3 separate regions of the Homo sapiens genome follow, and regions 1 and 3 are each linked to region 2. Evidence: chromatin loops called from intact Hi-C (ENCODE). Cell type or tissue: heart right ventricle. All regions are shown on one strand.

Region 1 (8,000 bases), 60 kb after region 2:
TACTTCTGACTGTCTTCCTCCAGAAGAGAAAGACCGTGTCTAAATATATTATCCTGGTTTGTTTTGCAGCCACAATTCTAAACAGCATGTGATTCTGTCTGCTTTTCTTCCAACAGTTTGGTGGAACCTGATTCTTCTATTACGGCTGGTGAGCTTGCACCGACATTTCATTTTGAATCAGTAAAAACATTCATACTGATGGGTGATTCATCATCTCAGCCACTGCCATTATGAAAATGCATCCACACTGTGGATTAAAAATGCCCCAAACTATTGTGCTTCTACAAGATCCACACTGGAACTGGACATAGATTACATTTCATCTTTACTCTGAGAAATACAAGACTACAGTTGAACACTCAGTTAACCTCAGACAGTAAAAGGGGCTAAAAAATTTTTTTAAATCAATTTATTGGCCGGGCACGGTGATTCACGCCTGTAATCCCAGCACTTTGGGAGGCTGAGGCAGGCAGATCACCTGAGGTCAGGAATTCGAGACCAGCCTGGCCAACATGGTGAAACCCCGTCTCTACTAACAATACAAAAATTAGCCAGGCGTGGTGGCACACACCTGTAATCCCAGCTACTTGGGAGGCTGAGGCAGGAGAATCGCTTGAACCCAGGAGGCGGAGGTTGCAGTGAGCCGAGATTGCGTCACTGCACTCCAGCCTGAGTGACAAGAGCAAAATATCATCTCATCTCAAAAAAAATTAAAGGACAGCAGACACTAATGAATGCTTCTTTCCCTCCCCTCTACTAAATCATACAGAAACTCAGACAGCATTGTGGGGTGGCTCAGATACTCCCAAGTGGCCTTTATTTCACAAAATTCTGTTTTTTTTTCTTTTTTTTGAGACAGTTTCACTCTTGTTGCCCAGGCTGGAGTACAATGGCGTGATCTCGGCTCACCCCAACCTCCGCCTCCCGAGTCTAAGCAATTCTCCTGCCTCAGCCTCCTGAGTAGCTGGGATAACAGGAGTGCGCCACCACACCCAGCTAATTTTGTATTTTTAGTAGAGATGGGGTTTCTCCATGTTGGTCAGGCTGGTCTAGAACTCCTGACCTCAGGTGATCCGCCGCCTCGGCCTCCCAAAGTGCTGGGATTACAGGCGTAAGCCACCGCACCTGGCCCACAGAAGTATTTTCATTAAAATTATTTTATCTACTTTTACTGTGTGATGCTATAAAATGAAAAACAATTGGCAAATTCACAAATTATGTTCTTCAAGTCATTTCTTCTCCTCTGAGGCTGAACGTGGTGGGCAGCATTAGTTCCCAAGCCTAGGCCAGTGAATTCTTACCGCTCTCACATTACACCTGAACTTGGACTTTCACATGAGGTCGGGCACCCATTATATCAAAGGTGCTTCTGAATCCTGTCATGTGGCCCAGGCAGAGGCTTAGATTTTATATGTCCTTGTGTGTGCAGTTTCCCCCAGCCCTTTACTGAATCAATAAGCCGGTCTCTGAAAACACTGGTCTATGTGAGATGAAGTCTATCATTAGCAAGGATGGAGCAATAAGATGTCAGCCAGAATTGTAGAAAATAAAAATGATGGGGCCTGGGTGCGGTGGCTCATGCCTGTAATACCAACACTTTGGGAGGCTGAGGTAGGTGGATCATGAGGCCAAGAGATCAAGACCATCCTGGCCAACATGGTGAAACTCCATCTCTACTAAAAATACAAAAAAAAATTAGCTGGGTGTGGTGGTGCTCACCTGTAATCCCAGCTTCTCAGGAGGCTGAGGCAGGAGAATCGCTTGAACCCTGGAGGTGGAGGTTGCAGTGAGCTGAGATCACGCCTCTGCACTCCAGCCTGGGCGTGGAGTGAGAGTGAGACTGTCTCAAAAAAAAAAAAAGAAAGAAAAACAAAACCATGGCAACTTCCACATGAGACTTACTTACATTAGGTCTTCTATTGTTACTTTAACAAATTGCCACAATTGTAGCGGCTTAAAACATAATGTTGTCATCTGACGGTTCTATAGGTCTTAAGTCCGCCTGGTCTCACTGAGCTAAAATTAAGGCATCAGCAGGGCTACGCTCCTTCTGGGAGGCTCTAGGGGAGAATCTACTTCCTTGCCTTTTCCAGCTTCTAGACAGCACACACATTCCTTGGCTTCTGACCCTTCCCTTCCCATCTTCAAAACCAGCAGTGTCTAGTCAAGTCTTTCTTAAGTCTCTTTGATGTGGACTCTTTTTTGCCTTCCTCTTCCACATTTAGGGATCTTTGTGATTCCTCCGGCCCACCCAGAAACACGGGATCCTCTTCCTGTTTTAAGGTCAGCTGATTAGCAAACTTAATTCCCTTTTGTTTCGTAACCTAACAAATACACAGGTTCTGAGGAGATGTGGTAGGAAGGGGTGTTATTCTGCCAACTTCTTTTGTGAGGACTGTGTCTATTTGGCAAATTTTTTTTTTTTTTTGGAATGGGGTCTTGCTCTGTCACCCAGGCTGGAACACAGTGGTGCAATCATGGCTCACTGCAGCCGTGATGGAGGGTGGTGCTCAAACCAATGTTAATTTACAAAGGATGGGAGCTCAGAGTGATTCTCCCAAGACAAGACTGCCAGAGGGTGGGGTCCTGCTCATCTGAGAGATGGTGATCTGCACTGGCAGAAAGCAAAAGGACAAGATTAAGTCCATTCTGAAGACACCCAGCATTGTGGTGTCTTGGCTGCCCAACCTCCACTGGTGAGACGTAAAGTTCTTATGTATATAGAAAAGCAATAAAGCTCCCCCTGTGCAAATGGAACTCCTAAGCCAGTGGTGATGTTGAGTTAGAAAGTCACAGCCTATTACAGACAGAATTTACACCAGGGGCAAGGCCTGACCATCACACCCTCATGAGAGCTACCAGTCACCAGGGCTTGGATGGGAGCAACACAGCGGACATATGATCACCTCTCCACAATCACCCAAAGACAGTTTTTTTTTGTTTGTTTTTGAGACAGAGTCTCATTCTGTTGCCCGGGGCTAGAGTGTGCAGTGGCACCATCCCAGCTCACTACAACCTCCACCTCCCGGGTTCAAGCGATTCTCCTGTCAGCCTCCTGAGTAGCCGGGATTACAAGCCCGTGACACCACACCCACCCAGCTAATTTTTGTATTTTTAGTAGAGACGGGGTTTCACCATGTTGGTCAGGCTGGTCTCGAACTCTTGACCTCGTGATCCGCCCACCTTGGCCTCCCAAAGTGCTGGGATTACAGGCGTGAGTCACCGCACCTGGCAGAGCACAACCTTTTTAACAGAGCTAAGGCAGGCCAACGTCAGGGTGACCTCTTGGCAAGATAAAAACTATGAGTAGTAAACGGCCGATTCCAGCTACTCAGGAGACTGAGGCACAAGAATCGCTTGAACCCAGGAAGCAGAGGTTACAATGAGCCGAGATCACGCCACCACACTCCAGCCTGCGCGACCGTGAGACTCCATCTCAAAAAAAAAGAAACGAACGGCTGGTTCCTGTTTACACCAGGCACATTCCTGTAGTGTTGCTCAAGGTCAGGAGGGATTTGTTTCTCCATCAAAGGAGGAGGTGCCCAGAAGGCACTCACTCAAATCCAGAACACTGCCTCTTGGGCTTTCCACGGCCTCTCCCATTATGTATCTCAAGGTTGAATCCAGGAAAGAAAGGCAGGACAAGTTCACGTCCTGAGGGAAGTGGCCCAAGTAGGTCCTTGTAGCACATACTTGTCCAACTATTGACCTGGCCAATGCTTGCGGATCAGGGTTCAGAGCCAGGGAAACTGCCTGAAGTGCCTGCCTCACCTCTGCCCAATGGGCAGCTGTGGACACCATGGCCACTTCACCAGCATCCACTCTTCTTGACTGAAGGGAATCACCAGCCTTCCCATGACAGGGGCGGGTGCAGCTATGGGCAGATGACTCATTGCCCAGCAATGGAGGCTTCTGGAAGTTTCCTTGAGACACAAAAAGGCTTTTCTTCCTCTGGAATGTTCTAGGGTCTTGATATGCTGCCTGGAACTGTTACTGCCATCTTTGTACTAGCCTTGATGAAGCCAACACTGGAGATGATGGAGAGAATGCTTCCTTGGCGAGCTGTTGAACCAGGCCCTAATCAGGCCTTCCTGCCACGTGAGACTGAACTTTCTGGCCATCGAGGCCTGCCTGGGCTGGGATGTCTGTAGGAGGCATGTTCAGGCCAAACGATCGTGAAAATGTCCCAGTCAGAACCTGTATTTTGGGATGCAAAAAGCTAGGTGAGTGGAAAGAAGGTGGTCACAGATGGTCACATGCGACTTGGGCCACTGGACCTGGAGCTCTTTGAGGCTTGCTGTAGAGTCCAGGCTTGGAAACGCTGTCCCCACAGCCGATGAGGCAACTTCCCGTGTCATCTCCACACGTTCATCTCCTCCTGGCATTCAATATCCACCTACAGAAGTCACCTGGGATTCTCTTCCTTGTGATAAAAAAGAATCTCATCAGACACATCCCTGGGGCTGGGCACAGTGGCTCACACCTGTGATCCCAGCTCTTGGGGGCTGAGGCAGGAGCATGAGTTGAGTCCAGGAGTTTGGGACTAGCCTGGACAATATAGTGAGACCCCATCTCTACAAAAAATTTTAAACACTAGCTGGTTGTTGTGGTGCACACCCACAGTCCCAGCTACTTGGGAGGCTGAGGTGGGAGGATCACTTAAGCTGGATAGGTAGTGGTTGCAACAAGCCGTGATATGCCACTACACTCCAGCCTGGGTGACAGAGTGAGAGCCTATCTCAAAACACACACACACGTCCCTGGGATCTGCCATTGATTCATTTGCGGGACTAACCACTCTTCCTAAAATGCCTTGTTCAGAATCCAGTCAAAGCACAAAAATCCTACCTCAGCACTTAGGGCCGAAGGGACACCAGTGGAAAAGGCAGGACTGGTTTAGAGGCACATTTCCCAGCAGCAGCAGCTCAGTCACATGTGTTTGGTAACAACTCAGACACCTCTCTGCCTACAGCTGCTCTATGACAGGGGAAAGGAAAAGGAAGGAAAAGGAGTTTGCGATTCTCCGTTCCTCATTCACTCCACTTTTTATCAGAGATGCAGACTTGTCATAAAACTTTTTCCTCCATCTAAAGACATTTCAATCCCCAACGAGGATTCTGGTGGAAATTCCCTAAAGGGGACATTCAGAGTGGCGAATAGTGAACTTAGGGCTTCGGGTACAAAAGTACAACACCCTGCACTTAGTGGCTGGGTGACCCCAGGCAATTTTATTACTTTATCCCTGAACCTCAGTTGCCTCATCTATAAGATGGGGCTAATAATAGCACCCATTTCATAATTATGAAGATTAAATACATTAAGGAAAACACTAGTATGTCCCTAGTACCTGCTAAACACTCAACAAAAGTTAACTGTACATACTGATGTCTCAAACAGGGACGGAATGTTTAACACAGAAAACAGGAGGTTTTAGCACTCACTCGTTCTCCTGGCTCCCGAAATATGAGCTGCCCTGCCCCAGTTCATCCAAGCCCATCAATATAGTTGTCCTCGTCCTTAATCTCCACAGGTGTTCAATGTGAGCCAACTGTCAGATGGCTTTCATTTGCACAACTGAATAAACCATTTATGCCTAGTGTTCCATTACTGGAACGCTAAGCTTATGGGAGTTATTTATATCTTACTGCTCGAGGTCCTCACCAAGATCTGATTTTTTCACAAAAAAAATTTGTAATCTCCAGCATAAATGGAATAATCAAAGCAATTGTGGCAGTTTTGGGGGGACAAAACTCTAGAGTTTAATCTTCCAGCTTGACTGACTTGGAAGCGTTCCTGTCAATGTAAAAGATCTTGTTGGGGGCGGTGGAGAAGCCGAGGCCGGCTCCCCGGCTGTACTTCCAGCTCATGGCCCGGTCGTAGTCCCGCTGCAGATTCTGCTGCAGGCTGTCAGCCGCCTTCTTGCCGAGGGCCATGTTGGGCCTTGCAATCGTGCTGGCGGGGCGGCTGAACGAAGGGGACAGGTTTTTGAAGCCACCCATAAGTCTGAGAAATTTCAGTTTTTGGTCCTCGTTCTCAAAACCAGCAGTATCCCACTGGCCAAACTGGGTTCCCTGTGAGGAGAGGAAAAAGGTGGCTATTTTCCTTGAGTTCAAAGCCCTTTCCTTCCCTTGACCCCCACCCTCATCAGGGAGGGCCCAGCAGATTAGATGGCTGCTGTGTACCAGGCACAGTGCTAATAAGCTCAACAACGGATTATTCCGTTAATCCTAAAGACAGCCCTATGAGAAACACTGTTGTTATTCCCATTGCACAGAGGAGAAAATAGAGGTCTGCAGCTTAGCTGGAGACAGAAACCTAACTAGTGACCCCCAGAATTCCAGCCCAGGTCCAGCCAACACCACTGCCCACCTCTGCACAGAGCTGCCTTTCTGCCTTCCTCCTCCTTTCCTAACTCATGGCACACGGCACAGTGTGCCTCACTTCACAACAGCGCACTCCCCCCACCACCCTACACTAAGCATTTCCCCCCACCTCCCTACACAGTGCACCTCCCCTCCCCCACCTCCCTACACAGCACACTCCCCCACCACTCTACAGAGCACACTCCCCCCACGACCCTACACAGAGCACTCCCCCCACCTCCCTACACGGCGCACATGGCGCACCTCCTCCCACCACGCTACACAGCACACTCTCCCCCTACCATCCTACAAAGCGCACCTCCCCTAACCACGCTACACAGTGCACTCCCCCCACCACCCTACACATCGCACTCCCCCCACCTCCCTACACAGCACACTCCCCCACCTCCCTACATAGCACTTCCCCCACTCCCTATACAGCGCACCTCCCCCCACCTCCCTACACAGCGCACCTCACCCCACCATGCATCTCACAAGACAGCACACCTCCCCCACCTCCCCACAGGGCGCACCTCCCCTGCAACACAGGGCACCCCACAGCCCAGCAGCCGGGCGCACTCACCCAGCAGCCTAACGTTTGGGTGAATTGGAGGGTGGGAGAGGGCGAGTGGGAATCTGAAGTGTGCTTCTCAGAAGCACTGTTTTATGGCGGGAACGGGTGCGGGCCCACAGGGGTAAAAGGTCACACAGCCAAGTCAGACTGAGCCAAGCCCAAGAACTCGGGGGTCCCCATTCCAGCCAGAGTGCGCTACCACCCATGTGCAAGAAAATGCAGGAGAGCCCTCCAGACCCCCTTCTCCCAGGTCGGTGGGAGAGGAAAGAAACTCACCTCCCAAGAAGACTGTGACTCGGAAGTCAGGCAGCCCCGGGAGGAAGCCTCCCCTGGGTGACCCTGCTCAAGTCCCCTAACCTCTCTAAGCCTTGGTGCCCTCATCTCTAAGGTGGGGTGATAACATCCCCCTCACAGGGCTTCAGTGAGACATACGTCAGATTTGACACCAAAAGCCCAGTGCACGATGCATGGCACACCTCAAGCCCTCAGTGACTGGCCACTCCTCTCCCCCTACCCCAACCAGACTGCTGACATCGACGCTGCCTGGGAACTTCCCGCCCACAAGCCAGAGGCCAGCCCAGCACTTATTTCTGGGTTGGCTTTGGGAAAATAAGAACCAGTTGTCACTACAGCTGCCCTGAGTGAACCGGTGACACATTCTCCCAGCTTCATGGTGGCCCAGATGCAGGAATAATGACAGCTCCCCTGCCCTGCAGTTTCTAGAGTGAGAGGCCATCTATGACCACCCCACATGGGTTTTGGGGAGAGCAGGAGACTGCTAGCTGGTCCTGCGTGAACCAGCACTTCCAACGGCTGCTGCCCACCCAGAGGACCACTTCACCACGTCTCAGTGGCATGGCATGTCCCAGCCCCTGTGCCCCAGGATCACTCTCCTGCCGTCAGGTCCTTCCAGGGACAGCCCCCCGGGACATCGGCTCCGAATCACACTGCCTTTTTTCTTGCCCTCCCTATTCAAGCTGGATGTCCCATCAGCTCGGCTCAGCTCAGCAGGGTGGCATGGAGAGAAAGGGCACCCCAAGGCAGGACCCATAACAAAGCCCCAC
Region 2 (8,000 bases):
CCCTGCTCTGTCACCCAGGCTCGAGTGAAATGGTGCGATCTCAGCTCACTGCAGCCTTCACCTCCTGGGTTCAAGCAATTCTCCTGCCTCAGCCTCCCGAGTAGCTGGGATTATATGCACCCACCTCCACGTCCGGCTAATTTTTTTGTATTTTTTATAGAGACAGGGTTTCGCCATGGTGGCCAGGCTGGTCTCGAGCTCCTGGCCTCAAGTGATCCACCCGCCTCGGCCTCCCAAAGTGCTGGGATTACAGGCATGAGCCACCACACCCGGCCTGTTTTTATTTTTAGAGTTATATATTGATTTTAAATGTATTAGGCAGTTTATAACTAGTTTAATATGATTTCATTTACAATATATTATTTTTTAGGACAGGGTTAAGAAAAAAAAGCTAGTTACTTTAAATATTAGGTGTATAGATATGGTTCACTTTGGAAAATTGAGTTTGATATTGCTCAAATGTTTTAAGCTTTTCTTGTCATCTTTCTAAAAGATTAATTCCTTCCTAAGGATTAATATTAATTCCTAATTAATATGCTTGGAATAAATATACCTAATTTACTTACCTAAAGATTTGTTTTAAGAGCTTGCCCTTTTATATTATTTGAAAAACCAAATGAATAATTTTGCCTGGCAAAATTCGCCTGTTAAGAACACAGTGACAGGTTTTGGGCAGCTTCAGAAGGTATAAGAAGCATAGTTAAAAACAAACAAACAAAAACAGGTTTGCCCTTAGCCCACCTGGTTTAGGAAGGGGAACAGTTTTTCTGTGATTTTGCAGTTAGGAGAAGTTATCATGTGTATAGAAGAGCAAACTTGTTATTTAAAGAATTCTGGGCCAGGTGCGGTGGCTCACGCCCGTAATCCCAATACTTTGGGAGGCTGAGGCAGGTGGATCACCTGAGGCCAGGAGTTCGAGAGCAGCCTGGCCAACATGGTGAAACCCTGTGTCTACCAAAAATACAAAAATTAGCTGGGTGTGGTGACGCACGTATGTAATCCCAGCTACTTGGGAGGCTGAGGCAGGAGGATCACTCCAACCCAGGAGGCAGGGGCTGCAGTGAGCTGAGGTCACATCACTGCACTCCAGCCTGGGTGACAGAGTGAGACTCTGTCTCAAAAGTTTAAAAAAGAATTCTGAGACAACCAGAGAACATGGCTCGTTACTGGTAAACTGGGCTGGGTGAAATGCCAGCTGGATAATTTGCTGCTTTTCAAGTGTGTACAGTGGATGAAAACTGAATCCACTCTTGCAGTGCTGTCAGTGGACAAAACTTTGACTTTTATCTTTAAATGTCTCCTAGGCATCAACAAGAGCCCACCAAGGACCCGGTCATCTTGAATGCCCTTTTGCATGTTTGCAAGACCATGCATGACTCTGTGAAGTAAGCCATGCTTACAGCTGAAATATAACATGGATTGGGTCTTAATGCCACCTAATAGGACATTAGGGAATGACTGCTTTAAGCTGCCACTGTGAATAATATTACTTTATTGGGAGTATTAAGATTTTTGCTAACGAGGACATTCCAATCCAGGAGAGGAAGGAGGCTGAGGTTAACCTTCTTGAGAAAGCGACGTGGCAGATGTTGTTAGAAAGGAGTTTATGTTGCGGGTAAAAAGCTGGTTCCATTCAAGTGAACTCAAACTCCATGTCTCTTGGAGATTTCTGAGAGCAGCAGATAGTGTAATAATGAGCTCACTCATCCAGTAATATAGCCTTTTTATTTCATCTCTATATTAGCCAATTATTTGAAATTCAAATGAAACTGCTTGAGGCTGAGACCTATCCACAGGCATTACCTTTCAGTCAAAGGCTGAATAGTCACTGCCTTCTGGTTTTTGTTTGTTTATTTTTAAAATATGTTTTCGTTTGACTGTGCTTAGGGCAATTCCTGCTTATTTGTGGCTGAAATTTTAGTCCCCCAAGAATTTTTAAACACAGCAACTTGATTTACTGGAAAATGTTACAAGAATGGAGAAAATTGTTTTGGAACTTAACCATCAACAAGATGAACTGTATTTCTTCTTTGTTTTCTCTGCATTTTAGAATCTTCACTTCCATGATTTTTTGTGCTTTCAAATTCATGGGTAGTTACAAAAATCAAAGTGTCGAGGCATTTCATAAAAATGGAACCGGTAGACTTTAGTTGGACAAAAATAGAAATAAAGACACAAAAAGCATCCAGAAAGGCACTTAGATTCGTGAGACATTGGGTTTTGGCTTAAGTAAAATAGAATGTTGATTTCTCTCTTGTTAAAATTGTGCATAGTAGACAGACCAGAAGGTAGGGGTAGGGCAGCTCTTCTTTCAAACATCATCCAGGGACCCAGGTTATTTCTGTCTTATTGTTCTCCCAGTCTATCTGGGGTGTTGTCCTTATCTTCTTCCTGGAAGCTGATGTACCTCAACCATGTCCACGTTCCAGCCTGTGGGCATTGGGGAACAGCAGCTTTCTTTTAGGGACAAAGCTGGGAAGGCTCACACATCATATCCCATTGTTCAGAACTGTCCCATAGCCACCCCTAGCTGGGAAGGAGGCTAGGGAATGTTGTTCTAAGAACAAAGTGGGGCTGGGCATGGTGTCTCACACCTGTAATCCCAGCACTTTAAGAGGCCAAGATGAGTGGATCACCTGAGGTCAGGAGTTTGAGATCAGCCTGGCCAACATGGTGAAACCCCGTCTCTACTTTAAAAAAAAAAAAAATACAAAAAATTAGCTGGGCGCCTTGGAACGTGCCTGTAATCCCAGCTACTTGGGAGGCTGAGGCAGGAGAATCGCTTGAACCTGGGAAGCACAGGTTGCAGTGATCCAAGATCATGCCATTGCACTCCAGCCTGGGCAACAAGAGCGAAACTCCATCTCAAAACAAAAACAAAAACAAAAAAGAACGAAGTGGGCATTTGTATTGAAGGACAGTGGGCAATCTTTGCCAAAACATTTTCTCCGAGAACAAACCAACAAACAAAAACCTTGACTCCTGTTTTCTCTGGGCTCTTAAAAATTTTTTTTTTAAATAACTTTGGGGAACTATTTATTCCCCAAATAACTATTTATTTAACTATCCAAGTATAATCAAAACTGTAATGACTTTTTCTTATTTATATTTGTGTTACATTTTCTATTAAATAGAAGCAACTGAGACCTGAGATTTACTTTACAATGTATCAAAAAAATAAGATGGATTGATGGATGGAGAGGGGAATGGATAATTATGTGTAAAACAAGTAAAATGGTGATGGCAGGATTTCGATGGTGTATGGGTGTTTACTGGAAAATTCTTTCAACTTTGCTGTACATTGGAAATATTTCTGTTTCCTTTTTGGGGAGAACGGGGTCTCGTCATGTTGCCCAGGTTGATCTCCAACTCCTAGGCTCAAACGAACCTGCTACCTCTGCCTTCCTAAGTGCTGGGATTACAGGTGTGAACCAGCACACCCCGCTGGAGATTTTTTAAATAAAATATTCAATGAAATTTCCCTGAAATACAAAATTTGACATTAGACCTTGCTGCCCAAGTTCCAAAGAAGTGAAAGTTACCTTTTCTTTTCTTGTTAATAAATCTATCTTGAGAACAGCATATTTGAGGGAGATGAGAAACATATTTAAATTATGTTAATTGTGATTATGTATTTTTATCAAAGGAAAAATAAGCAGCCTGTTGGCAGTTTTTTAAATCTAGAAAATGCAAAATGTTCTTACCTGTTAAATTACTTACCCCTTGTGTATTTTTTTCTTTAGAAACTTTCATCTATTACCTCCGTGTTAATTATGTACAATTATTGATTTTAGTGCACTCACTCTTGAGGATGAGAAAAGAATGCTGTCATATTTGATTAATGGATTTATAAAAATGGTAAGTATTAGGGAAGAAGTTTCAGTGCACTTGGAAGTGTGATGTAATTGTTTATCCTTATGTTGGCGAAAGCAGTTAACATTATGTTCTCTGGTGCTTTTCATTCTTAGTGAGATAAAATGAAATTAGAAAACATCTTACATTAGCCAGGACTCCCCTGGGGGCAAAGAGAGCCAAGACAAACTGGCTTAAGAGGAAAAAGGTGGGGGGCGGGAGGGTGATGGGAGGAGGGATTTCTTGGCTCATGTGACAAAAAGTCCAGGGGCTGGAACTCTCCAAAGCAGCAGCCGGGCTCAGGGTCTCCGGGATGTCATCAGGACCTGCCTTCCCTGTCTTTTTTCTTTTTTTTTTTTTTTTTGAGATGGAGTCTCGCTCTGTCGCCCAGGCTGGAGTGCAGTGGCGCGATCTCAGCTCACTGCAAGCTCCGCCTCCCGGGTTCACGCCATTCTCCTGCCTCAGCCTCCCGAGTAGCTGGGACTACAGGCGCCCGGCACCACGCCCGGCTAATTTTTTGTATTTTTAGTAGAGACGGGGTTTCACTGTGTTAGCCAGGATGGTCTCGATCTGCTGACCTCGTAATCCGCCCGCCTCGGCCTCCCAAAGTGCTGGGATTACAGGCGTGAGCCACTGCACCCAGCCCCCTGTCTGTCTTTAGCCCTGGGCTCTGCCCTGTTGGCCTCCGGCTCAGCTGGGCTTGCCCCACCAGAGCTCCAGGTTTCCATCCCCCCCAGCTCTGCAGCCCAGCAGGTGGGATTCCAGCAAAGTCCTGGGATTGAGTCTCTTTGGATTAACATGGGTCGTGGCCCCAAGCACACCTGGGTGACCTGAGTCAGGAGGGCCGAGAGTGGAAAGAAGGTGTGTCCTGAAGCAGCTGATGCAGATCATCAGACGGTGATGGAAACTATGCCGGGCAGGCAAAACGCCAGATATCCACTCCCCATCTGTTTTACTTATCTACTGCTGAGTAACAGCTCATCCCAAAACTTAGTGGCTTTAAATAACAGGGCTTTTTTTTGCTGTTTTTTTTGGGGGGGTCGAGACAGGGGTTTCCAACTCCTGGTTTCAAACAATCCTCCAGCCTTGGCCTCCCACAGTGTTGGGATTACAGGCCTGAGCCACTGCGCCCAGCATGAGTTTTTTATTAGTTCTCAAACTCTGCGGATCAGCTTGGTAACCAGGCTGCTACAGGGAGTGTGGTGTGGCACTGGCGTGGCACGATTGGGCTGGAGGATCCACAGTGGCCTTGTTCCCTTCTCCAGGGTTTTGGTGCTGGATATGGGCTGGGGCATCTTGGTTTTCTTCCATGTCCTCTCTTTCTCACCACTGTTCTCAGTCAGTGATTCCAGTTGAGCTCTCTTACTTGGTGCTGCCTTCTATGAAGGCACAGACAGAAGCAGCAAGGCATTTTAAGGCCAAGGCTTAGAAATCACACAGTGAGGCCAGGCGCGGTGGCTCACATCTGTAATCCCAGCACTTTGGGAGGCTGAGGCAGGTGGATCACCTGCGGTCAGGTCGAGACCAGCCTCACCAACATGGTGAAACCCTGTCTCTGCTAAAAATACAAAATTAGCCGGGTGTTGTGGTGCATGCCTGTAATCCCAGCTACTCGGGAGGCTGAGGCAGGAGAATCGCTTGAACCCGGGAGGCAGAGGTTGCGGTGAGCCAAGACCATGCCACTGCACTCCAGCCTGGGCAACAGAGCAAAACTCTGTCTTGGGAAAAAAAAAAAAGAAATCACACAGTAAACCCCTGCCATATTCTACTGCAATCTGTGGGTCAAAGCAAATCACAGTCTTGAGGGGACCCAGTCTGGAGGGGAAGAGGCTCTGCCTTTTGATGGGGGGTAGTCCACAGAGACATTGCAGAAGGGCAAGCACAGTGGGAAGGTTTCCTGCAGCCTCCTTTGGGAACATCCCACCATTATACTATCCCAGCCTGAACAGTCTTCACCTTCATTCTGGGTGCTCTAAGCCAAAACACCAACTGCTGCAAATATCTTCTATTTTAATAGAAAAGTCAGGACCAAAGCTGACTGAGATGAAAATGACGAGATCACTTTGAAAATAACCTTGAAATTCTGACTTGTTCAATAGTGCGGGTTGATTAGTCTACCTGACTCTGCGGGTAAAATATCAATTTTGATGAAAATTCAGGATTAGCCTTTCAATTCCCGTGTTAGGAAACAGACATATGGATTTTCCCAAGTCGCTCTCCTTTGCCCTTGCTTTTTGTACTCATCATGTGGTATTTATCTTTTTACGGCATTGTCTGAAAGTTACCAAGTTATTATGGAAAAGAATATAAGGAAATCAGATATGAAACATGATAGCTGTAATGGAAATGGCAATGTTAAACCTCATCTGGACAAAAATGATTGATGTACAGTAAAGTTTTTCTTACTAACCAGCTATTCATAAATTTGAAGAAATAGGAGAAGAGAGGATGTTTAATGGTGGAAAAACTTCCATCTATGGCTTCTGTAGCCACCAGTGAGCTGCCAAGGTTGGGTCCCCATCAGGAAGCAGAAAGGTGTGACTGTTACGATGGCAAACCTTCTGACAAGGGGCCCCCAATAACCACATTTATGTTCTGTGAAAAGGCCACAGCTGACAAACAATATCCCATTATTCCCTTTCCAGTGGTTTCCTTCAGAGTCTGGAAAATTCTGCTTACACTCTGAGCTTCTGTTTTATACCCTTCGACTTCTTAGGTTCTAGTCCAGTGCCCACGTCATAAAGATGAGGTGGCAATAATAATATTTCAGTCATACCATGTGCCTGCGTTCTCTCTAAAAATACCACTGTCCCTTTCAGCGTCTTTCTCCTTGATTCTAGGTTTCCTTTGGCCGTGATTTTGAACAACAGCTGAGTTTTTATGTTGAGTCCAGGTCGATGTTTTGCAATCTGGAGCCTGTTCTTGTGCAGTTGATTCATGTAAGTATTTTCATTCATTAGTTTCTTCTCTCAGTAAATATTTATTGATCATCTACATCCCAATCATTTATTTTGATTTTATTTTATTAGAGACAGGGTCTCACTCTGTCACCCAGGCTAGAGTGCAGTGGCGCAATCATAGCTCACTGTAGCCTTGAACTCCTGGGCTCAAGCAATTCTCCCTGTCTCAGCCTCCTGAGTAGCTGGGACTACCAGCTCAAGCCACGATGCCCAGCTATTTTAAATTTTGTTTTGTGTTGTTTTTTGAGAGATGGGGTCTCTGTGTTGCCCAGGCTGGTCTCAAATTCCTCACATCCAGCATTCCTCCTGCCTTGGCCTCCCAAAATGCTGGGATTACAGGAAAGAACCACTGCGCCCACCCTTAATCTGGGTTTTTTCTGGTCCTATTTTGTTACTCTTCTCTATGGTATGAAAGGTGGTTTCTCAAAGGTTAATAAACTTACAACTTTGGTTTTATTGATCTGTTTTTCTGTGAGATTTGCATTTTCCCATTTCTGCCTGCCAGCAACAGAGGTAAGTGATTTACAATGATTAGTTACAGAAATCTAACCAGAAGGAGCCCCTTCTTACGTAACAAGAGGTTCCCTACTTTCTTGGATCATGGCAACTCTCAGTAACTTTTTATGGTGCCCTCAGACCAAAAGAATTAATAACAGCCCTGTTTATTAAGAAGTTAGGTTCAGGCTGGATGTGATGGCTCACACCTGTAATCCCAGCACTTTGGGAGTCTGAGGCTAGCAGATCACTTGAGGTCAGGAGTTTGAGACCAGCCTGCCCAATATGGTGAAATGCTGTCTCTACTAAAAATACCAAAGTTAGTCAGGCGGGGTGGCAGGCACCTGTTGTCCCAGCTACTTGGGAGTCTGAGGCAGAAGAATCGCTTAAATCTGGGAGGTGGAGGTTGCAGTAAGCAGAGATCGCGCCACTGCACTCTACACTCTAGCCTAGGCAACAAAGGGAGACTCCATCTCAAAAAAAAAAAAAAAAAAAAAAGTTAGGTTCAGACAACTTAAGTATTTATGTCTAACAACTTGACAGCCATTTGAAGAAAGTATATATATAAATTGAAAGAAAAATAATACTTTTTTTTCCTTTTCTTTTTGAGCTGGAGTTCTTGCTTTGTTGCCCAGGCTAGAGTGCAATGGTGCGATTTTGGCTCACTGCAACCTCCACCTCCCGGGTTCAAGT
Region 3 (8,000 bases), 51 kb after region 2:
TGAGACAGTCTCACACTATTGCCTGGGCTGGAGTGCAGTGGCATAATCTCGGCTCACTGCAACCTCCGCCTCCCGGGTTCAGGCGATTCTCCTGCCTCAGCCTCCCAAGTAGCTGGGATTACAGGTGCCCGCCACCACACCTGGCTTATTTTTTGTATTTTTTTAGTAGAGATGGGGTTTCACTATGTTGGCCAGGCTGGTCTTGAACTCCTGACCCTGTGATCCGCCTACCTCGGCCTCCCAAAGTGCTGGGATTATAGGCGTGAGCCACTGCACCCGGCCTGGACCTGGTGAGTCTTGAAGACCTGCCTGTGTCTGAATGACAAGACAGGGACTCTGGGACACCCGGTAACTCTCTGCACCACCCCACGTCTCATGCAGAGCCCGGCCTGCGGCAGATGCTCCATCAGTTCATGGTGAATCCCTGATAGCGTGGGATTGCTATACCTGGGCTCTTTCAGTGCCCACAACAGCCCTGTGAGATGTAGATGCTGTGTTTATTTCCATTGAATGGGGAGGGAAACTGAGGCTCAGAGAGGGTTATTCAGAGCCGTTGATATTTCCTCTGGCTGTGATGAAACAGCAGAGATTCTAACCCGGATTCCCAAACCTGAACTCTGCACTGCTACATTGCCCTCCTCAACCAAGGCCTTTCCACTTCACTTTTCTTTTTATTTTATTTTTTTTGAGACGGAGTTTCGCTCTTGTTGCCCAGGCTGGAGTGCAATGGCATGATCTTAGCTCACTGCAACCTCCACCTCCCAGGTTCAAGTGATTCTCCTGCCTCAGCCTCCCAAGTAGCTGGGATTCAGGTGCCCGCCACCACACCCGGCTAATTTTTGTGTTTTTAGTAGAGATGGGGTTTCACCATATTAGCCAGGCTGGTCTCGAATTCCTGAGCTCAAGTGATCCTCTTGCCTCAGCCTCCCAAAGTGCTGGGATTACAGGCATGAGCTATTGCGCCCGGCCAATATATACCCATTCTGTCCAGGGTGTTCAAGCGTGTGTTTGAGAGAGTAGGATTTTTTCTGGCCTCCAAGTTCAGGGGCACTGCCCGAAGGGCTGGCCTTAGGGTTAGTAGTTGAAAGGGCAGAGACCTACATACCCAACAGTTGCAGAAATGCTGCAGCCCTGGGGGCCCGTAGCACCTTCTGTAGGGAGGGAGGGTATGTGACTGTGTCCTACTGACCCTGGGGACCCCGAGCTGCAGTACCAGAACTCTGAGCAAGTTAGTGCCTGGAGGGCTCTTGGTTGTTTGTGGAAAGAGTGGCATTGGAACCCCAGTTTCTTCTTCAGGAAAACTGGTTTATCAAACCCGTGAGTATCAGACGAGGCAACTCTCCTAGAATGATTGATACCAGAGGCTGGGAAGGGTATGTGGATGTGTGTGTTGCGGGGGGGCAGGGGAGGGCAATGAAGAGAGGTTGGTTAATGGGTACAAAGATAGATACAGTTAGAAGGAACAGGCCAGGCACAATGCCTCAGACCTGTAATCCCAACATTTTGGGAGGCCCAGGTGGGAGGATTAGTTGAGCCTAGGAGTTTGAGACCAGCTTGGGTAACATAGTAAGATCCTGTCTCTATTAAAAAAAAAATTAAAAATTAGGCCAGGTACGGTGACTCACGCCTGTAATCCCAGCACTTTGGGAGGCTGAGGTGGGCGGATCACTTGAGGCCAGGAGTTCGAGACCAGCCTGGCCAACATGGCAAAATCCCACCTCTACAAAAAATACAGAAAAAATTAGTTGGGTGTGGTGGTGTGTGCCTGTAGTCCCAGCTACTTGGGAGGCTGAGGCAGAAGAATCGCTTAAACCCGGGAGGCGGAGGTTGCCGTGAGCCCAGATCATGTCACTGCACTCCAGCCTGGGCGACAGAGTGAGACTCCATCTCAGAAAAAAATTTTAAATTACCCGGGCGTGGTGGTGAGTGCCTGTAGTCCCAGCTACTGGAGAGGCTGAGGCGGGAATTGAAGGCTGCGGCGGGAACTCGAGGCTGCAGTGAGCTGTGATCATGCCACTGCACTCCAGCCTAGGCAACAGAGCAAGACCCTGTCTCCAAAAAAAAAGAAAAAAAAAAAAAAAAAGAAAAAAGGGGGAATAAAAGGGAATAAGTTCTAATGTTCAATAGCAGAGCAGAGTAACTACAATTAACAACAGTGTATTATACATTTCAAAATAGCTATAAGAGAAGACTTGAAATGTTCTGTACACATAGAAATGATAAATGCTTAGGCGACAGACACCCCAAATACCCTGGCACAATCATTGTAATTCTAGGCATGTAACAAAATACCACATGTACCTCATAAATACACACAAATATTATGTATCAATAATTTTTAAATGTTGCATATCTGAGGCTCATGAATCAAGATGAGAAAATAAAACCCTAAATACACATTGTTTTAAAAGACCTTTTACAAACATGCACAAACACTCAGCAAGGGTTCATACCTCTTCCGTTTTCTGTGTAGATGGTTTTCAGGAGAGAGCCCTTTCAGCCTACAGGAATAATGGAAGCCCATCACCTTTAGCTTGTACTAATTAGATCCCCCCAAGGAAAGCTTGTCTTAGCTTTTTCCCCTGATTTCTTTTCTTTTTTTTTTTTTCTTCCAGAGACAGGGTCTTACTCTGTCATCCAGGCTGGAGTACAGTGGCACTACCTTAGCTCACTGCAGCTTCAACCTCCTGGGCTCTAGTGATCCTCCCATGTCAGCCTCCCAAGTAGCTGGGACTACAGGCATGTACCACCACACCCAGCTAAGTTCTTATTTCTTACACAGCCGAGGTCTCTCTGGGTTGCCCAGGCTAGTCCTAAAATACTGAGCTTGGCCGGGCACGGTTGGCTCATGCCTGTACTCCCAGCACTTTGGGAGGCTGAGACAGGCAGATCACTTGAGGTCAGAAGTTTGAGACCAGCCTGGCCAACATGGTGAAACCCCACCTCTACTAAAAATACAAAAATTAGCCGGGCGTGGTGGCACATGCCTGTAATCCCAGCTACTTGGGAGGCTGAGGCAGGAGAACTGCTTGAACCCAGGAGGGGGAGGTTGCAGTGAGCTGAGATCACGCCACTGCACTCCAGCCTGGGTGACAGAACGAGACTCTGTTTCAGAAAAAAAAAAAAAAAAGACAGAGCTCAAGTGATCCGCCCACCTTGGCCTTGGGCTCCCAAAGTGCTGCGGATTCTGGGCGTAAGCCGCCATGCCCAGCCTTCCCCTGATTTCTTGAAACCATTGGTTCTGGCTCCGCCCTCTAGTCCAGGGACCTCTTAGAACAATGATGTGTGTTTGACAAGCCACACCCACAGAACACTTGACATGTGGTTCAAAATTACGTGTCTTCATACCGAGGCAATAGGCTGGGTTTAATCAGAGGTGGTCACTGACAGCATAAATGATCATAGCCCAGAAGTCCCAAGCTTGCAAGAAAAATAAAGCCCAGAACCATATAATTTGGAGCTATTTATATTTAACATTTATGTCTCTTTCTCTGGTGGAGAGAGGGGTTGATGGTGATAGTGATTCTGAAAGAATAGCAAAGATGGAATGTTTCTGAAGAACATTTCACGTGGCATCAATACCAGCGATGTTCACTGAAAATGTCTGTCCATATGTGCACATTTATTAGAAAAACATCGGTCAGGCATGGTGGCTCATGCCTGTAATCCCAACACTTTGGGAGGCTGGGGAAGGAGGATTGCTTTATTCCAGGAGTTTGAGACCAGCCTGGGGAACATAGTAAAACCCCATCTCTAAAAAAATTTTAAAAGTTAGCCAGGCATGGTGGTGTGCACCCTGAGTAGCTGGGACTACTCAGGAGGCTGAGGTGGGAGGATCGCTTGAGCCCAGGAGTTTGAGGCTGCAGTGAGCTGTGATTGCACCACTACACTCCAACCCTGGCAGCAGAGCAAGACCCTGTCTCTAAAATAAATAAATAAATAAAAACATGGTCATATGGGTGGACCAAGCTGAAACTGAACATGTTATCCTTCTTTTATTTTATTTTTTTTTTGAGACAGTCTTGCTCTGTTGCCCAGACTGGAGTGTAGTGGCACAATTTCAGCTGACTGCAACCTCCACCTCCCAGATTCAAGTGATTCTCCTGCCTCAGGCTTCCGAGTAGCTGGGACTACAGGCGCGTGCCACCACACCTAGCTAATTTTTTGTATTTCTAGTAGAGACGGGGTTTCACTGTTAGCCAGGATGGTCTCGATCTCCTGACCTCATGATGCGCCCGCCTCAGCTTCCCAAAGTACTGGGATTACAGGCATAAGCCACCGTGCCCGGCTATCCTTTGTTTTAATGGTGCAATTTGAAGTTCAGCTCAACAGCCATACTGGAGTCCTCTGAAGTCTGGTACCCCAAGAGCATGAGGCTTGGTATCCAGGCCCATCACAGACCAGGAAGGGCCTGGTGGATTTCTCCCCACTGAGTGGGGTGGGCGGCTTCTTGCTGTTGGAAAACCCTGATGCCTGTGCCGTTCTGAGAATCATATCGCAGCTCTGGTAGCAACCGTGCTTCCAAAGTCATCCTCTAAGGCCACGTGAAGGTGCCAGCCTCATTTTAATCACAAGCTGTATTTTATGAAGTTGTTTGTTTGGGTGTGGTGGAGCTGGGAACCATGCCAAACCCCGAGAGCTTCCTGGAAATGACAGTTCTCATAGGAAAAGCAGCTCTTTTCTATTTAAAACCTCTGTGGCGAGGGGAGGGGATCAGGCCCTGATTTGGTTCCCAAGCTACGTGTTTGTATTTTTCTCGGTGTTTGAATATATCAGCTGGCATGTGTCTCATCCCTCAGACACGTCTCCAATGATTTCACTTTTAATGGGCTTTGGCATTTAAAACACATGCGAATTGAGCTTTTTGCTAATTGAGAAGATATGGAATGGAGAAATAGCCAATTAGGTATTGTGCTGCTTGTCTGACTTTTAAAACAGTTTCTCCCACTTCAGTGAAAGGTAGTCAAAGGGCCTCTCTCCAAGGAGACTTTTAGTTAGCTCTGAAAGAGTTTTATTTTAGCTTGGTCTTGTAGATTCAGGCAGAAAGTGGGGCTCCCGTTCTCCCAGGTGTCAGACGAGGACCAGGTTAAAAGGAGAGCAGGATGGGCTCAGGTTCCCACTTGGGGCATAACTGCATTGTCTGTTAGAACAAATGAAGGCAGAGCAGGTGGTCGCCAGCCAGTTTGCGAGTCCGTGCCCAGCAGGTGCCAGCCCGCGTGCCCTGTGCCAAAGCGCTTTTCTCTTGTAGCCCGCGGGCCTGGGCGCCCACAGCACAACCTGCTCCCTGATGATTGGGCTCTTTGCCGTCGGCTCTGCTGCTTCTGTGACTGTCGCTGCTCTAGGCTGTTGCCAAGGCAGGCTCAATTTTGCCCGGAGTGGGGAGGGGAGGTGCCGAAGAGTCTTAATTACCACTCAGCCACCTTGCCCAACTGCATTTGAAGCTGTTCCTTGACTTTTTCTTTAAGACAGGGTCTTGCTCTGATGCCCAGGCTTGAGTGCGGTGAGATCATAGCTCACTGCAGCCTCAAACTCTTGCCCTCAAGTGATCCTCCAGCCTCAGCCTCCTGAGTAGCTGGGACAATAGGTGTGTGCTACCATGCTCAGCTAATTTTTTTTTTCTTTTCACTAAAAGACTTTAAATTCTCACTTGGGAAAGGACAGTAAGAAGGGGTAAATCAGTTGGCATAGCAGCTCGCAGGCGCCATGTGAATTATCTGTGGAACGTTGGATGGATAGACGGTTGATAAGTTGGTTTTAGCCACCGAGAGTAGTTGAGAAAAGCAGGAAGAAATGTGTTTTGGTGTAAGCCCAATCAAGCCATTCTTAATCCCTGCATACAACTGCATAGCCAAAGTTGGCTCATGGCACTGGCAAGTCAGCCCTTTCTGAGTGCGATTCCTGATAAGATGCGACCCTGAGTGTGTGGCCTGGAGAGGGCTGTGAGTACGAGCACAGGCTCTGGAGTCAGAGAGCTGGAGCTCGGACTCCCCTCTGCATTGTGAGGACCCATCTGTGGTCCTTGGGCAAGTTCCTAACCTTTCAGAGCCTCAGGTGCCTCATCTGCAGAATGGGAGCATATTCATTTCCTGTTGCCACCATAACCCGTTGCCACAAACTTGGCATCTTAAAGCAGTACCCATTTTTGATCTCACTGTTTGGTAGGTGAGAAGTCAGTGCTAGCTGGGGCCGGCGTCTCTGTTCTGGGTTTCACAAGGCCAGAATCAAGGTCTTGCTGGCTGGGCTCTTATCAGGAGGCACTGGAAAGAATCTACTTCCTTGTTCCTTCAGGGTATTTGCAGATTGCATTTCCGTGTGATCATGGACTGAGATCCTGTGTCTGTTGGCCAGGTGTCCTTCTCAGCTTCTAGAAGCTGTCTGTGTTTCTCAGCTCATGGCCACCACTGGTGGCCCAGGTTCTCCTCATGCCTTGAATCTCTGGCTTCCCTTCTTCCTCCTCTTTCCTGTTTTTCTCTTCCACTGCTTGTCTCTGATTCTGGTCGGAGAAATGCTTCTGCTTTTAAGGGCTCCAGTGATTCGAGGGCCCACTCAGGTCATCTAAGATATGCTCCCTACCTTAATTCCATCTGCAGTCTCTCCACAGCAGCACCGGGATTCATGTTTGAATAACGGGAAGGAATGCTGGGGGACACCTCTAGAATTCTATCATGGGCGGTTAGGAGTGTACCTGCCACGGAGCTGTCATGAAGGTTAAATCACGCGAGTTGTATAAAGCACAGAGCAGAATCCCTGGCACACTCTTAAGGGCTCTTACACGCATTCACTGTCAGGGAGCAGACATGAGACTCTTGGCAGCACTGATGTTGTGCAGATGTGGGATCTGCCGTGGCCCCATGGGCTTCCTGAACAGCAGGTACCCACCTGTTGATGTGGCTTTTCCAGGGGCCTTCGTTTACCTTGGGGAAGTTGTATCCTCTCTCCTGGGCCTGGTGTTGCATTCTGGAGATTTATTTTCCCTTTTGTCTTTATCACTCAAAGCTGGAGTTCAGGTTCGGTCTGCCGTGACACTGTGGTTAGACTTTTTTTGGCAAGATACCTCTCACATCAGATGATTGAGCAAGAAAGGAAAGATCTGATGTCAGCGTGTAAAGGCTGGATATGGGCACCAAGGATTGGGGAGCTCAGTTCGGGAGATGTGTTTTGGTCTTTATTACCGGCAGCCCAGGGGCAGGAATACTGACTGCAGCTTTGGGTAGTTTGAGGACACATCTGAAAGAGGTGAGCTGAAGCCTTTCAGTTTTCAGCTGTACTTGCATTAAAGCAAGGCTTGTCCCTGCTGGGGTACCCTTCATTCCTCGACCTCACTGACTGGTGAGTTTCTTCCATTTCATGAGTAATGACCATCTGTGGGCACAGAGCTTCGTCATCTTACTGAATCCCCGCCCTTTGCAGGGGTGACCTTACTGTCACTTACAGATGAAGCAGCTGGGACTTTGGGAGGTTCAGCAGCTTGCCCTACAGCAAATACATGGCAGAGCTGGCACTGGAACTCAGGCATGACCTACCCCAGAGTCAGCACTGTCCACAGCATCTCTGCGGGGCACGGCCTGAGCCCCAGTGCAAGGCAGTAACCTCCCTTTTCTGTTTCAGGCCCTGAAGCGCCAGAGCTCGTTGGGCCTTTCCTTCTTTAACAGCATCTTGGCCCATGGGGACCTACGCAACAACAAGCTCAACCAGCTCTCCGTCAACCTGTGGCACCTGGCACAGAGGCACGGCTGTGCAGACACCAGGACCATGGTGAGGCGCTCGGAGGGCCCCGTGGTATAAGCCCACTGGCCAGTGCACAACCACCCTCAACACAGCATTGTGGCCTGGACATCAGACAGACAACCCCATACTCCCCTTTTAGAAAAGCACTTGGTCCATTTCTACTGGATCACTTCCTAGCAGTAAAAAGCAGAGCTGGCCAGGTGTGGCAGCTCATGCCTATAATCCCAGCACTTTGGGAGGCTGAGACAGGAGGATCGCTTGAGGCTAAGGGT

What was found. Hi-C counts contacts between places; a loop is a spot of excess contacts. Peaks named below come from ENCODE experiments on the same cell type or tissue, not always from the same donor. Only the 100,000 strongest peaks of a DNase experiment are listed, where the experiment ranks them.
Region 1: it touches region 2 in a loop (2.6-fold over the local background); 11 of 110 quality-filtered maps call a loop at or near these places.
Region 3: a loop joins it to region 2, with 2.5 times the contacts of the local background. A loop is called at or near these places in 9 of 110 quality-filtered maps.

What each region holds. Positions count from the first base shown.
Region 1 is chr16:19,701,151-19,709,150 of GRCh38, forward strand. It overlaps VPS35L (VPS35 endosomal protein sorting factor like), which reads left to right. Exons shown (of 31, transcript NM_020314.7): 31 at 1-13. It overlaps KNOP1 (lysine rich nucleolar protein 1), which reads right to left. Exons shown (of 5, transcript NM_001012991.3): 5 at 787-6,071. The coding sequence ends at 5,760. Among named protein-coding and RNA genes, the nearest start is that of KNOP1, 13 kb to the right of the region's middle. In heart right ventricle, no CTCF peak of the experiment used is centred here; no DNase peak of the experiment used is centred here; H3K27ac peaks cover 5,807 bases.
Region 2 is chr16:19,641,092-19,649,091 of GRCh38, forward strand. VPS35L (VPS35 endosomal protein sorting factor like) reads left to right here. Exons shown (of 31, transcript NM_020314.7): 22 at 1,305-1,385; 23 at 3,795-3,858; 24 at 6,693-6,791. Among named protein-coding and RNA genes, the nearest start is that of KNOP1, 73 kb to the right of the region's middle. In heart right ventricle, no CTCF peak of the experiment used is centred here; DNase peaks (open chromatin) are centred at 4,060 and 4,770; H3K4me3 peaks cover 1,234 bases; H3K27ac peaks cover 4,246 bases.
Region 3 is chr16:19,691,894-19,699,893 of GRCh38, forward strand. VPS35L (VPS35 endosomal protein sorting factor like) reads left to right here. Exons shown (of 31, transcript NM_020314.7): 30 at 7,609-7,755. Among named protein-coding and RNA genes, the nearest start is that of KNOP1, 22 kb to the right of the region's middle. RefSeq lists enhancers at 6,888-7,543, 7,544-8,000. In heart right ventricle, no CTCF peak of the experiment used is centred here; a DNase peak (open chromatin) is centred at 4,628; H3K4me3 peaks cover 1,013 bases; H3K27ac peaks cover 5,710 bases.